2 separate regions of the Homo sapiens genome follow, and region 2 is linked to region 1. The links are chromatin loops, found by intact Hi-C in ENCODE. Cell type or tissue: endothelial cell of umbilical vein. All regions are shown on one strand.

Evidence for each region. Hi-C counts contacts between places; a loop is a spot of excess contacts. Peaks named below come from ENCODE experiments on the same cell type or tissue, not always from the same donor. Only the 100,000 strongest peaks of a DNase experiment are listed, where the experiment ranks them.
Region 2: it touches region 1 in a loop (7-fold over the local background); 1 of 110 quality-filtered maps calls a loop at or near these places.

What each region holds. Positions count from the first base shown.
Region 1 is chr4:21,009,976-21,017,975 of GRCh38, forward strand. The region is part of intron 1 of KCNIP4 (potassium voltage-gated channel interacting protein 4); the gene reads right to left. Among named protein-coding and RNA genes, the nearest start is that of PACRGL, 310 kb to the left of the region's middle. RefSeq lists a silencer at 2,811-3,105. In endothelial cell of umbilical vein, no CTCF peak of the experiment used is centred here; DNase peaks (open chromatin) are centred at 1,336 and 3,056; H3K27ac peaks cover 3,262 bases.
Region 2 is chr4:21,109,096-21,117,095 of GRCh38, forward strand. The region is part of intron 1 of KCNIP4 (potassium voltage-gated channel interacting protein 4); the gene reads right to left. Among named protein-coding and RNA genes, the nearest start is that of MIR7978, 350 kb to the right of the region's middle. In endothelial cell of umbilical vein, no CTCF peak of the experiment used is centred here; DNase peaks (open chromatin) are centred at 4,606 and 4,916; H3K27ac peaks cover 1,921 bases.

The DNA of each region.
Region 1 (8,000 bases):
GGAGATTGGCAAGTCCACAATGAAGATGATGGCCAGTTTAGTCCCTGGTGAGGGCCCCACTCTCATGACCTAACCCAACCCTAATTACTTCCCAAAGGACTCTTCTTCAAATACCCTCATACTCGAGGTTAGGACTTCAACAGTAGGTCACACACTTACTGCTAATTAAGGATGTCTCTGAAAGCTGTAGGGGGTCACAGATGTCACTAACACCAAACAATGAAAAAGCACAAGGCGTCTTCTTTGATTCGTTGTTATAGGAACATGTCCACACTTCCCTCCCTCCCCTTCGCCAGTCACTGAAAGAATACAGGATGTGACTATAAAGTGATGTCTCCAATTTTTAACATTTAAAATAGAAAAGAAATTGTACATTTAAAGAAAATATGGTGCCTTTTCAAGAAGTCCCTTGGGGAACCACACTCTTAGTCTAATGACGCTTCTGAATGGCAGAGCACCTTTTTTTAATTCCCCAAAGAAAATGCCTGCAGACTTTGTGGCGTGTTCTTTCGAACGTCCGCTGCCAGGAAAATCCCTGACCTTTATGCGATGAATTTGATTTTGGGAAATAGCAAAATTGCCTTTGGAGACAAGTTTTGCAATCAAGTTAAGTGATCACACCAGAGAATTCTGCTTCAGGAACAAAACTGGGACAGATAATAGACTAATAAGATGCCTTCACCACCAGGCTTGTAAAACTTGTCTTGAGACCAATTACAATATAGACCTTTTCAAACTTATTTTTAGCAATAAGAGCATAGTATGGTTAGTGTGTAAATTAAGGTAAAAATATTGAAACACAAGATATATTTGAAAGCCTAAGTAATCCTATTTTTTAGTTTAACCTTTCCAAGACTGTCTTTGCACACTTGGATTTTTATTTGAAAATAACACCAATTTGAAATTCATACTAATTGATGCTACCACTTCAAGAGTTCATGAAACCAAGCAGTTTCAAGTGAATTTGCGTTGGATCACCCTGTCCTGAGAGTTACCTTTTGGAAAACATAACCTGCACATATGTCTCATTTATTCTACTCAATGCCTCCCGATGAAATCAGTAGCAACAATATATGCATAGTAGCGAAATAATTGGGCAAAAGATGAATCATAATTTTGATTGTAATTGGGGGCAGTGAGAGAGGAGGAGGAAAATACAGTCATTAAAAACATATATAAGTAATTGGCTTCTTTGCTTTCTTGTGAAATATGCTAGCCCCACAACATGATTCTTACTCATTAACTTTAGAAGTGCTGTTTCTACCGTATTCACTTCCTAGTGGCATTGCAGGAGATCCGTTTGCAATTTGTGTGACTGACTCAAGATTTCATACAACTCTTGTTTCTGAAATGTCTTCTGATCACTGAGTCATAAGAGTAACACTTCTCAAGTTGTTATTGTTCTGAAAGTCTTTGAAGGGTCTGGGATACTTGGACAATATTATTTCCATCGGTACTTTTCCATCCTCCTGTGTATGGTATTATTTCCAGCCAACTTTGGAAAAATAGCATTTCAACAGCTTTGCATATCCACATTGCACCTGCTTCTGGACTATAAATGATTACGTATAATTTAAATTTATAGAAAATGTTCACAGGAACCAGATCACAGGGCACATATGTGACTACTGATTGCTTCTATTTCTTATTTTCCAAGTATAAAAACATATTTATAATGAAAAGCTTATACTTGCTTTATCTCCAAATCAACAAAAATTAAACCTCTTTGATATTAGCCAGATAGACTACTCTTTCAACTTTGACCTTAAAGGACAATAATGAATCTCATTAAAATCATATTTCCAAAGTGGCTTTCAGAAAGTCTCCTACTCTTACACTATCCCCAGGTTCAACAAGTTTATTTTTGGATGCACTTAATGCTTTCGTTTCTTCTTTTCAGATTCTGATTTAATCACTTAGCTTCTGTGGCATAATCAAGACAAGTTGGATGAATTGTCTCCTAACTGGATTATAATGAAAGAAGCTCTAACTGGTCTTAACGTAGTTTCGATGTTTGGAGTCTTTCACAAAGAGAAACAAAAGCATGATAAGAATGTGCTAAGCTAATTCGAAAGGGAAGCAAGGGTGTCACAATTAAACAAGGGTGTCCAATTATATTGTTCCCATACATCATTCCACCACTCCAATAGGACATGGGCTTATAGAGAACAGAGTCAAGCCTTGTGGTTCCTGTTGTGCCCAGCACACACAGCATTGTGCTTGGTATATAGTAGGTGCTCAATAAACATTTGAATATAATTTAATCTAGGCTCTCCCAGGGAGAAAATATAGTTTAGGGTTCAAGGTAAAGAATCTCAACATGGCCAGCACAGTGGCTTATGCCTGTAATCCCAGCGCTTTAGGAGGCCAAAGCAAGAGGATCGCTTGAGTCCAGGAGTTCAAGACCAGCCTGGGCAGCATAATGAGTCCACATCTTCACAAAAATAAAAATAAAAAAATAAACTGGATGTGGTGGCGTGCATCTGTAGTCCCAATTAATCAGATTGCTTGAGCCTAGGAGGTCAAAGTTTCAGTAAGCAGTGATCATGCCACTGCACTCCAGCCTGGGTGACAGAGTAAGACCTTGGCTCGAATCAAAGCAAAACAAAACAAAACAAAAACCTCCAAAACATTTAAACATTAGATTCTCCAGATATATGTATGTTTTGTATATCGATCATTCTATGCCACAGGAAATGTTCAACCAGGATCTGGGTAACCAGATTAGTGTCACAAAGAAGGAGTTTGTAGATCACCTAGGAAGTAGAACTAAGTTATATCTAAGCAACCTTACAAATTGAAAATCTATCAGTCTTTGAAAACATATCTGTTCTATGTTTCTCACAGTCTTATTGGTGATGGGATAATGACCAGTTGGCCATGATCTTAACAGGAAACGACAATGTAATATGCTAGCCCTTCTAGGTAACATATTTACCCTGGCACAGAATGCCTTAATTCCAAGGTGTGACTCACTGTAATCCTGAGAATTACAGTAATTTGGGGGTGGAATATTATGGCCAAAGGCAATGAGCACAGAGGAAACTTCTCACTGCGAAGCTGAGAATGAACTGAAATGATCAAAAATTGAATGCTTGAAGTCTTTTAATAAATTATAGGTAGAAGGTAAACTCAGCTATTTCTGGACAGCAGGAAAGGGTCTAAACAGAGGAGGTAGCACAGACGCAGCAATGGAATGTGAATGAGTCATATTTCCACATCAGTAGGGCTATGAGGAGACCACTCTGAGATGATATGACAGATAGTGGCTGCATTCTTCAGCCCTAGGAAAAATGAAGATTGCAGGAATTAGGTTAGGAGGTGAAGACTTTCAGGGAGGTAGAGTGGGAACCAGAGGCCAGGGAGAGTGTTGTCAAGTATGCTGACCACACAGTGAACACAGAGGATACAGCTTGATGCTCCTGAAGTCATTACAGGCAGGGTTAAATTCCCCTCAGTGACCCACTGACCCCCAGACACCAGGCATGGGGTCGACCAGCTCTCTCCAGTTCTTCTCCACCACTACATAAGAGAAGAAGCCTTGAAAATGCCACCAAGCTTTTGGGCTCAGAATGAATCATGATGGAAGCTACTGCAGCCTTGACACTGGAAGGCATTTCAGTTCTGTCAACTCTTGCCTCAAAGGAATGTTCATTTCCTTTTACACAAGATAAAGCTTCTTTGAGGAGGATTTGTGTCAGGTAAAGAGGAACACTGAATAAACTGTTGTGGTGGATGTCAGTGTCTATTCTGTGCCTGAAATTGGAATTTGGGCTTAGAACTTAAATACAGGATGTGACTCAATGAACAGAGACCAGAGTTCCAGTACAAGATATAAAGAGACTTTGTTTTGAATCAGTTCTAGTATTTCTAGAAATTCTTGTTATATTTGATGGAGTGAAATCGGTAATTCTTTGAAACTCTTTACCTTGTCAGCTTCCATAGTACTCTGCTGTCCTCATTATCCCTTTACTTCTCTGAGCCTTCACAGAATCCTTCTTATCTTCCCAACTTACATAAATGTTGATGTTCCCCAGGAATCCATTCTCAGACCTCACTTTCTCTATATGAGCTCATCCATGCTGCTTCCTCCAATCATCAACCATATTCTGATGACATCTACATCTTTACCTCCAGTTCAGACTTTGGATCTTTAAAATCATATAATTGCTTCTACCTTCTAGGTCTGACTATCTCACAGATAAGCAAATGCAACATGATCAGGATTTATCTTCACATCCAAGAGGTCCTTCTACTACAAGACCACCACATGCCCCATGAAAGTCATACTAAAAACTTAGGAGGTGTCTTGAATTCTCCTTTCCCCTCAAAGCCCATCATATCTACTCTGTCAAGTCCTTTTCACATTCCCCCAACACTATTCATGGATGAGTCTCATCTTCTCCATCTCTGGAATCACCTCGCCTTAAAGGAAACATCCAAATTTATTTTTAAAATGGAAATGTACCCCTATGCCTGAATCACAGGAAAGCAATAATAATAACTGATTAATATTTCTGCATCACTTAAAGAATAACATTCAAAATCACATGTCTTTTATTATGGAAATGCAAATCAAATCACATTGAGATATTATGCAATACCTCTTAGGAAAGCTGATATCAAAAATTGGAAAGCATGAAGTGTTGGCAAGGATGCGTGGATATGGGAACATGAGTGCATGGCTGGTTGAAATGTAAAGTGGTGCAACTGCTGAGGAAAATGGTATGGTAGGGCCTCAAACAGTTAAACGTAGCATTACCATTGACTCAGCAATTCTACCTTTACGTGTGTGCCCAAAGAATTAAAAGCAAGGATTCAGATATTTGCACAGCATTGTTCATAGTAGCATTATTCACAATAGCCCAAACGTGGAAACAACGCCAATGTCCATTGATGGATGAAGGGATAAACAAAATATGGCATAATATACATACAATGGAATATTATTTAGCCTTAAAAAGGAATGAAATTCTGACATATGCTATGGCATTGATGAACCTTGAAAACATTATGCTAAGTGAAATAAGCCAGACACAAAAGGACGAATGTTGTTATTAGTTTTTCTCAGATTACACATATTTGAAATATCTTAGAAGAAGCAAATTCATAGAAATAGAAGGTAGGATAGTGGTGATAAGGAACTCTGCGGAGAGAAGAATAGAGAATCAGTGTTTAATGGGTAGAGCTTCAGTTTGAGATGATAAAAATATTCTGGGGATGGATAGAAGTGACTGTTGCACAACACTGTGAATGTAATTAATGCCACTGAACTGAACACTTAAAATGGACAAAATGCTAGAAATATATATATTATATATATTATAAAAATGGAGAGACAGAGAGAGAGGTAGAGAGAGCAGATGAGAAACAATGATACTCTATTTTTTTCTTCTCACAATTCCTTATAACTAATATTGGTTATATATATAACCACTATTCTATATATCATGGTTATATATAATATATATATTATATCATATAATATATAACCATATAATATATATTATATATAACACATTATAGATAGCACAGATGCAGCTATATATAATATATAATATATTATATTATTATAATTAATATAATATAGTATATTGTATTAATATAATATAATATAGTATATTGTATTAATATAATATAATATAGTATATTGTATTAATATAATATAATATAGTATATTGTATTAATATAATATAATATAGTATATTGCATTAATATAATATAATATATTAATTATATATATTTTTATTTCTAGATATATATTATATAATATGATATATAAATATATACAATATACATTTATAAATATATAAATATATATAAATATATACTATATATACCATATATAAAATATATACAATATATACAATATATAAAATATATACAATATATAAAAATATATAAATATATACAATATATACAATATAATATGTTTAATATATAAATATATATAAATTTTTTTTTATATATTAAAAAAGAGAGAAAGCTTACGGCATGTCAGGTACTATGCTTAAAAAATAAAAGAGTATATAAATATATATATTTATATATATCTAGAAAGAAAAAAAACAAATTGAAATTACATGCCATCTCCTACTTCACACCTCGGGCTCCAGCAGCTCTATCGTCACCTATGTAATCTTCATTTGCACGATACACCCTGTCCATATGAATTGACAGCTGACTGCCACTCTAGGACCCTTTTCTGCCTCCTTACAAACTGGATGAGGGCTTAGGTCGCTGACAATATTCCAAATATACCCTTTTATTTTTTAAGCATGGTACCTGGCATGCTGTAAGCTTTATTTCTTTTCTTTTTTTCTTTTTTCTTTTTTTTTTTTGAGACGGAGTCTAGCTCTGTGGCCTATGCTGGAATGCAGTGGCCCAATCTCAGCACACTGCAAGCTCTGCCTCCCGGGTTCACGCCATTCTCCTGCCTCATCCTGAGTAGCTGGGACTACAGGTGCCCGCCACCACGCCCTGCTAATTTTTTGTATTTTTAGTAGAGATAGGGTTTCACCGTGTTAGCCTGGATGGTCTCGATCTCCTGACCTCGTGATCTGCCCGCCTCGGCCTCCCAAAGTGCTGGGATTACAGGCGTGAGACACCTCACCCAGCCAAGCTTTCTTTTATTTTTATTTTTATTTTTTTCGGATGGAGTCTCACTCACACGGTTGCCTAGGCTGGAGTGCAGTGGTTCAATCTCAGCTCACTGCAACCTCCGCCTTCTGGGTTCAAGCAATTCTCCTGCCTCAGCCTCCAGTAGCTGGGATTAAAGGTGTGAGCTACCATACCCGGTTAACATGCAGTAGGCTTTCAGCAAACACTGAGGGAATAAGCTCATGAGAAGCAGCTATTTTTACAAATGTAAAATATTAAAATTGGAAGGAATCTTAAAGTTTAGTCTAAATTCTTAAGAAAAGTGCTATTTTGACATGGTAGACAAAATGGTGCCTTCCAGAGGCCTAATTTCCATTTTAAATTAAATAGCAGCCCCCTTTTTTCTTTTCCTTTTGCCAATTGATTCTACCATTTTATGAACTCATAGAAGGGTTAGATCTGAATCACACAATTCATTATGTCAAGTGTTTTCCAAACTTCAAGAAATCTTATCACATCTTCATAGTGCTTGCTCTACCCATGGACTAGCTGTTCAAATGTTCAAATAAGTTCATCTTCATCCAAAGCAATACTGTCAATAAAATATAAATTATTTTATCTTATTTTAAGTTCCAGGATACATGTGCAGGATATGCAGGTTTGTTACATAGGTAAATGTGTGCCTTAGTGGCTTGCTGCACCTATCAACCCATCACCTGGGTATTAAGTCCCACATGCATTAGCTATTTATCCTGATGCTCTCCCTTCTCCCAACCCCCTGACAGGCTCTAGTGTGTGTTGTTCTCCTCAATGTGTCCATGTGTTCTCATCAATCAGCTCTCACTTATAAGTGAGAACATGCAGTGTTTGGTTTTCTGTTCCTCTGTTAGTTTGCTGCGGATAATGGCTTCCAATTCCATCCATGTCCCTGCAAATAACATGATCTCATTCCTTTTTATGGCAGCATAGTATTCCATGGTGTGTCTGTACCACATTTTCTTTATCCAGTCTATCATCGATGGGCATTTGGCTTGATTCCATGTCTTTGCTATCGTCAATAGTGCTGCAAGGAACATATGTGTGCATGTATCTTTATAATAGAATGATTTATATTCCTTTGGGTATATACCCAGTAATAGGATTGCTGGGCCAAATCGTATTTCCAGTTCTAGGTCTTTGAAGAATGGCCACACTGTCTTCTATGATGGTTGAACTAATTTATATGTCCACCAACAGTGTAAAAGTGTTCCTGTTTCTCCACAGTCTCATCAACATCTGTTGCTTCTTGACTTTTTAATAATCGCCACTCTGACTGGCATGAGATGGTATCTCATTGTGGTTTTGATTTGCATTTCTCCAATGATCAGTGCAAATCACAGTTTTGATGTGGTGTTTATATA
Region 2 (8,000 bases), 99 kb after region 1:
GCTGCGTGCTGGGAGAACCACTGCTCTCTTCAAAGCTGTCAGACAGGGACATTTAAGTCTGCAGAGGTTACTGCTGTCTTTTTGTTTGTCTGTGCCCTGCCCCCAGAGGTGGAGCCTACAGAGGCAGGCAGGCCTCCTTGAGCTGTGGTGGGCTCCACCCAGTTCGAGCTTCCCGGCTGCTTTGTTTACCTAAGCAAGCCTAGGCAATGGCAGGCGCCCCTCCCCCAGCCTCGCTGCTGCCTTGCAGTTTGATCTCAGACTGCTGTGCTAGCAATCAGTGAGACTCCTTGGGTGTAGGACCCTCTGAGCCAGGTGCGGGATATAATCTCCTGGTGTGCCGTTTTTTAAGCCCGTCAGAAAAGCACAGTATTAGGGTGGGAGTGACCCGATTTTCCAGGTGCCGTCTGTCACCCCTTTCTTTGACTAGGAAAGGGAATTCCCTGACCCCTTGCGCTTCCCGAGTGAGGCAATGCCTGGCCCTGCTTTGGCTCGCGCATGGTGCGCTGCACCCACTGTCCTGCACCCACTGTCTGGCACTCCCTAGTGAGACGAACCTGGTACCTCAGATGGAAATGCAGAAATCACCCGTCTTCTGCATGACTCACGCTGGGAGCTGTAGACCGGAGCTGTTCCTATTTGGCCATCTTGGCTGCCCTCCCGTATATGGAGCATTTTGAAATATAATTTTTCCTACCATATTCTTTGTGTATTTCCTCTAATTTTCCCTTCTTTTGATCTTAGATGCTTTTAGAAAGTCTCTCTTTGCTTACTTGAAACTACTCTTTCCTAAAGTAAGAAAGAACTTAAATTTTCAAAGAAAAAATGTATATATAAGGTAAATAGATATTATTGTTCATACTCCTATATTATTATTTGAAATACACAAATTTGTTGTTAGGGATGACACCAAGCCTTCTGAACCCTCATCAGGTCTTCTAGAACAATTGCCTGCTCTACTATTAACTATGTTGCTTGAGATCAAATATTTAACCCTTTGGTGCCATCTCTAAAGTAATCAGATTAGAAATTAGATCTCCAGCAGTTTATAAGTTGTTGCACTTTTTTGAGGATTTTAGATTTAGGACTTTCATTTTAATGATACAAAATAAACAATTAAAAGCATACTCTGCATTGTTAGGATGACCACTTGAGTATGACCTCTGATTTCAATGTTTATGATCATGTAGGTGGGTTTACTTCACTTGCTAGAGGCTAATGAGGAAAGAAAAAAACAGACACATATAAATGAAGCTTCCACAGCAAGGAGGGCCAAATGGTGCTGTGGCTCACTAGACCAATGAGGGTTTTGCAGAAACTTAAAAGAAAAATACTGAGAGAATTAAGTTAACACATAATCTATGGGAGTCATCGTGTCAAACTTGTGCTTACTCTTAGCAGTTAGTGCTATAGTATTCTATTACATTAGTGCCAGTTATTTCAGACTTCTCTGGCTTTTTAATTTTGTTTATATTTCATTTGTGCTATAAATGGAATGTTTGTATTCCTCCAACGTTTTTGTTGTTGTTGTGTGTTTGTTTGTTTTTTGTTAAAACCTAATCCCTAATTTGATGGCATTAGGAGGTGAGGGTCTTTGAGAGGCAATTAGGTCATGGAATAAGTACCCTTATACAGGAAATGTGAGAGCTCTCTCTCTCCTTCCACCATGTGAGGACACAACAAAAAGTTGGTTGCCTGTGGATCATGACGCAGGCCCTTACCAGACCCTGAATCTTCGAGTGTCTCAATATTGGACTTCCTACAGACCAGAACCGTGAGAAATACATTTCTGTTGTTTATAAGCCACTCAGTCTATGCCATTTTGTTATTACAACCCTAACAGCCAAGGACATTTATAAATAAGTTTTAGGCTTCTTGGTTGTTAAAGATCTGTAAACATAGAGTGTTTTATGTTTTCTCTCTATACAAATTTAAATAGAATTTTAATGAGTACAATTTTATATTTTATATTCTAGAGAACGTTTTCCTTTGAAAAGAGGTCTGTGCTTCATTGAAGTTTGAGAAATATTGAATAAAATCTTGATTTATTAATCAGTTCTGTTTTTCATTCCCAGCATTTCATTATCCCTGGATGTTTCCCTGCTTTCAACAGTCGCCAAGGAAGAGAGAACATAGGAGAAAGAGAGAACGAAAGAATTGATCCTTGGCTTTGAGTTTCAAATGGCACAGGCTCTGACGCGACAAAAGATTAAGCAGAAAATATTATCAGGGAAATGTTTATCTGCACTTTACCCTTATCCTCAGACATGGTCAAGATTCCACAGGACTAAATTCAAAAGTAGGAAGTAAGGGAGCAATAGAAATCCCAAACAGATTTAGAGAGTCAGGTATAGGAAGAATGTGGCAACCATCTCCAAGTAAAACCCAGGAAGTAGGCAATCCTTTGAAGTCCTTCTCATCTAGAACAGGTAGGAACAGAAAAAGTCTCCTGCCTGAGGTTGCAGGCAGACTGGCCTGCCTCAGTCTCTCAGTTTCCCAAACTCAGCGTGGCACTAGAAAAATTCAGTGATGCCCCAAAGAGGCTCTAAGGATAGGTTTATTACAGCCCATCATGGGATCAGGAGTAGCAGAATGCTTCCTGTGGACGCTGCCTTGGAGTAGGGGTCAGGGGTGGCTCAGAGTGCTGCCGACCAGAAGAGTTATTGCAGGCAGGAATGAACAGGACAGGGTGGAGACAGTGCGGAGAAATGATGGAGACCCAGACATGACCCACGTCATGCCCACCCATGTCCATATAGTCCTGCCAGGTCCTGGCACTACATAAGCTGCATGGAGAAGGGAAAAGAGGAACATGCTAATCCAGTGGAATCAGGCTTCTGATACCTAGTGCAATGATAGAGCAAAACAGAAATGAGGTTTACTTGCATAAAAATAACATCAAAACAAACAACAACAAATCTATCCTTTCTCTGTATCTATCTATCTATCTATCTATCTATCTATCTATCTATCTATCTATCATCTATATCATCTATCTATCTACCTGAAGTTGTAGTGGGTGAGAATCATTAGGACTCTAAGATCATAGTCAAGTTTAAGATAATGTCTATCCTTAAGAATGGAACTTGAAAGGTTAGCATGTACTAGGAAAAATGCAGCAACTTGAGGAACCCAAAGATCAATATTTTTAAGGATCTATCTTCAGGATCTATCTAGCTCTAACCATTTCTGAAATTTCTGCAGCGTTGGACTTTTGGGTCTTGATGTTGATAATACCAAGCAATCATCATGATCGAGTCCTACTGTAGAAGCAAAGTGGAGCCCACTTGTCCACTGATCCCCACTTTGTATGCGGATGGAGTTTGGGCCAAAAATCGGAGGTCCAGACCTCTGATGTCTTCCGAGTAAAGCTAAGCTTTTGTGCCATTTTGGAGATAGTAACATGCAAAGATGGGCTGCCAGCCACAATAAGATGAAAATAACGAGAAATAGATTTTGTGTACAATCAAGAAGTCTCCAAGTAGAGTGTCAATGCTGTGATTCTTGATACTGACTGTCTACTGGTAAATGGTTCCTGGGTCACTTATATTTGAATCAGGGCCACCTGGCTCTTGGGCAGATGAGTTGTGGCACTAAACTTCAGAAAGCTGATCCACTGCTCAGTCATCTGGGAAAACTGAGGCAGCCTACCAGGCCCCTAAATATAATCTGTAGTGTATTTGTCTTAAATTGATTAGAAAAACAGAAAATGGAAGGTTGTTTCCATACTCATCTGGCTTCTAGGATTGATATAACTATTTTTCCCTTTTTTTTTTCTCCAATAGCCAGGGAGGAAAAATCCAGTCTCATCCCACTGATATTAAGATAGCCAACCTTCTAGTGTTTTAGAGATCAGATTGTATTCGCTTTCTAGTTTTTCTAAGATTGTAAACCCTTAGTAGAAAGTCTTCTACACCTGATGTTTTTCTATACACAATGTCAATACTTAGTACATAAATATAAGATTTTTGATACATTTGACAATTCCTATTCTGCTGAGTCCAAATTTCCGGGAATGTCTGATAATGTACAGAGAAGCTACAATTACAGCAGGGAGATGAGGCTTGATGACTACCCAAGGGTACGAGAAGCTTTGCAGAAGGCAATGGAACAATCTAGTTTGGGGCAGGACTGCCAAGAAACAAGTTCTTTCAAAAGTAACAAAGAAAATCTCATCAAATTGGATTTCACACAGACATAAGGCTGTAATTCAGCTGAGGCAAACAGCAGGGAAAATCATTTTCTTGTCCACTTCAAGTAACAAAATGATTCCCCTCCTGTCACTTCTGAGTTGATTTTGTTCTTTTGCCTTCGAAAGCTGAATGAAATATAAAGGAGAGGTTGTGCATCTATCTATAAGTTTAAAAAAAAAAAAAAAAAAAAAAAAAGGAAAGCTATACTCAGTGGGAAAAATGGAAAGAAACAGTTGAGTTAGTATCTCTGGGACTTAATCTAGAATAAGGATTCCAAAAATCACAATTTGGTCTGCTGTTGGGGGAGAGATTGTTCCCCATGTCTTCCTTAAGCACCAAAAACAATTACACAGCTCCAGCCCATGTGCAAGCATTAGCAACTATTCTGGGATTGAATCCAAATTTGAGCATGTGTAATAGATGAGGATTTTCCACAATGTGGAATATTTGAACAGATAACATCAGAACTAACAGTTAATTTATTTTTTAAGTAAAGAAGAAACAAACCATAAAAACACAAGGCGTTTCTTGCTAAGGTTCAGAGACATATTCAGTGAAATACGCAAATACCTTAACAAGAAATAGGTGACATTTGACTTAACTCTAATACACCATAATTAGTTTCTTTCTCCATCAAAAATCAAAGTTAGTGTATTTTGATCTAAAGCTAGAATTGAGATTTCTCTGCTTTTTCTTTTGGCTGGTCATATGAATCATGCTTAAAATGGGAAAGCCAGAGGGTTTGATGTGGTCCAGACCTATCCGTAGCCTGTTTCCTATCCCTGATTCAGTCTTATCAGAGCTGTCCCATAATCTGTACAACTACCCATACAGCTTCAGAATATGATAAAGAAAATAGACAGAGGTTCTTACATACAGAAATAAGGCCTCCTCTTTTGTCTCTCCCTGCAGAGATTCTACAAATCTTTGAGCCAAGGAGATTATCAAAATGACTCACTTTTAAACAAACAAACAAACATAGCTCACCAGTGTTTTTTAGAATGCAAGAAAAAACACAAATTGGAACCAAGAAAAATCTGTTAATTGCTTAGATTCTTTATTTCCCTTTTATGTTTACTGCCACTAATTAGTCTGGATTATCCAGGGGCCTAAATAAAATAGTACGATCTAAAAATGCATGTGTTGCTTTTAGTAAGAATATCTTCACTTTTTTCTTAAAAGTGAAGTAAGACTATCTTCACTTTTCTTAAACCCATTCTATTAAAAAAGAATAAAAAAATAAAAAATAAAACAAAAAACTTTACTACATTCTCATCTGGGTCATGATCAGTGCTGAAATACTAACCACAATAGATTCTAACTTTGAAATTTTGACAATAGTTATCATACTCCGAGTGTTTACTATGTACCCAAATACCAATACTAAATATTCACTACTCAGTACTTTATTATAACCACATCACAATACTTTGAAACACAGAATCATTAAATACCATCATTTTCCGATGAAAAAACTCAGGTGTAGGAAGGTTAAGGAATTTGCTCAAAGTTATACAGCTAGTAAGTTGCAGAGACATGACTTGAACCCAAATCTCTTCGACTCTAAATTCAGAGCTGTTGAACTTGGCAGCAGTATAAAGTCACTCCTCCACTCAAGAAACACCAATGATTTTATATCTTATGCCACAATAAAAAGTAAAAAGACTCAAAAATAAAACAAAACTTAAGATTTATAGTTATCTGGCCATTTCTTGTTAGTTTAATCTTAATTTTCACCAGTCATCCACATGGGTCCCCATGCTACCACCCCATGTTCCTTAAAGTTCTTACAAGGGCCCAGTTCACTTTTGTCCCTTCCCTCACATTGTTTTCCTCACAGTAGTCTTCTGAAACGCATTTCCTGTCTCTCCTTCCCATAATCCCACTGTTACCCCATGTGCATATTAAACTCCCAGGCCATGTCTCTATAACCATACACAGTTTAATACAGTTGCAATCCAAGTTAGTGTTCATCATTTAGCTGCTATAGATAGTAGTTGGTGTCATGTAGCTTACATTTGTATTTCACCTAAAGTAAACCATTATCTATTAAGGTCAGGGACTACAAATTTATAATTTGATTTTTTACCTCAAAACACACTATGAAACTCATAGAGAGCTCTAAATAAATTCCTGTTGTTTAAATGAATAAATAAGAGTTCATTACAAATATAACAAAGTATTTTCACATGAATTTCCTAGACACTTCATATTGGTGTGAGCCACTTCAAAACAGTACAAAAGGGATTAAATACAAATATATCTTTTTAATACTTATTAAAATGTTAGACAATTCAGCTTTAGTAGGAGTTTAATTATAAAATGAAACCAAGCAAAGCCTAAATACCTAATTCAAAAGATTTCTGTTCTATAGTGAAAGACAGATCAATAATGATAAATTGGATTTTTAGCCTTTGGGAATAAATGGGGAACCAAAAAGAAAAGCAAACCTTAGTAAAGTAATTCTGGTCTACCACTAGTGAGTGGACAAAATTATTTTACAATCAGTATTACATTCTATTGGAATGAAAACAAGATATATTAAAACCTTAACATGATAAATAGATATTTGATATTATTTGTCCAATAATAATCCTTAACAGATATAAGCTTTTTTAGAACATCTATGTAACCAAATGTTTTTGAAAGAGGACCAATCCATTTGCTAAAGCCATAAAGTCATTTAGAACTACTGATAATAAACAGTGACAAACAGTGAAGGCGATGGTTTCGGAATACTTCACTTTCCTTTTCATTCCTTTTTCCCTCGCCTTTACACCAGCAAAGAAAAAGTCATCATAAAGCCAATGAAGCTAAAGCTCTAGGGCTACCTGCTTACACAGGCTTCGTCAAAGTCTATCTATTTATAAATAGCAAGTAAGATTTTTAAAATTCCTTTTCTTGAAGAGTGCCCTCCAAACTGTTTAAGCTTCAGGTCCCACAAACCTTAATTAGTCGCATCCTTGACCTGAAGCATGCATGCCCTTGGAATCCAAGAAACTTAAAATTCCATTTGGCAAAATTTGCTGTTGTTGTTGTGGCTTTCTTAGGCTGTTGGTTTCCTAATTCGTTCATTCATTCATTCTTCATTCATCCACTCATTTATCCAAGGAACAGAGACTCATCTTTTGCAGGCAGAGATCATCGTTCTTACGGCTTTAGAGTGACTACAACTTCCTGTCTCTTGTTCTATGGCTTCTGCCACTAACAGGTAAAGGCATCACGCTTTCCTCTGGATAGCTTTTCTGTACTTTATGCCTTCCGTTTTTTTCTCATCTTTTGTTGTTCTCTCTATTGACCTGTGCATTTTTGCTACAAGTAGTTACTTCATCCTATATCTGGTTTATGGTTCCCAAGATTGGTTTTGTTATATCTGTAGTTATTCCTTGTTGGGCAAAACTTTCAGAGTAGACTACCAGCAGATTATTTGCAGGCCATAATAGGCTGCTCACTATAACATGCCCTGCCCTGGTCAAACAAATGGAAGAAACCAACAATCGATGCCTTCCATGAATCCACTTTTACTTTCTTTCTTTTTCTTCCTCACAGCATTATTATTTCACCTTCATAACCAGAAAAATATAATTCTATCCAGCATTATAATTAGTCAAATATTTCATGTTTTATTTATTTTTTCTCTATCCCCACAGGGCTTAGTGTTAATTGAAATAATATCATTATAATTAATTAAAATACAAATACAGCTACCATCATCTTACTATGTGTTTGGAACACAACTATTGTTTTCATGTGTCACTTCCCCTAATTCTCTCCAAACCCCTTGAGGTAGTTGTTACTCCATTAACCATT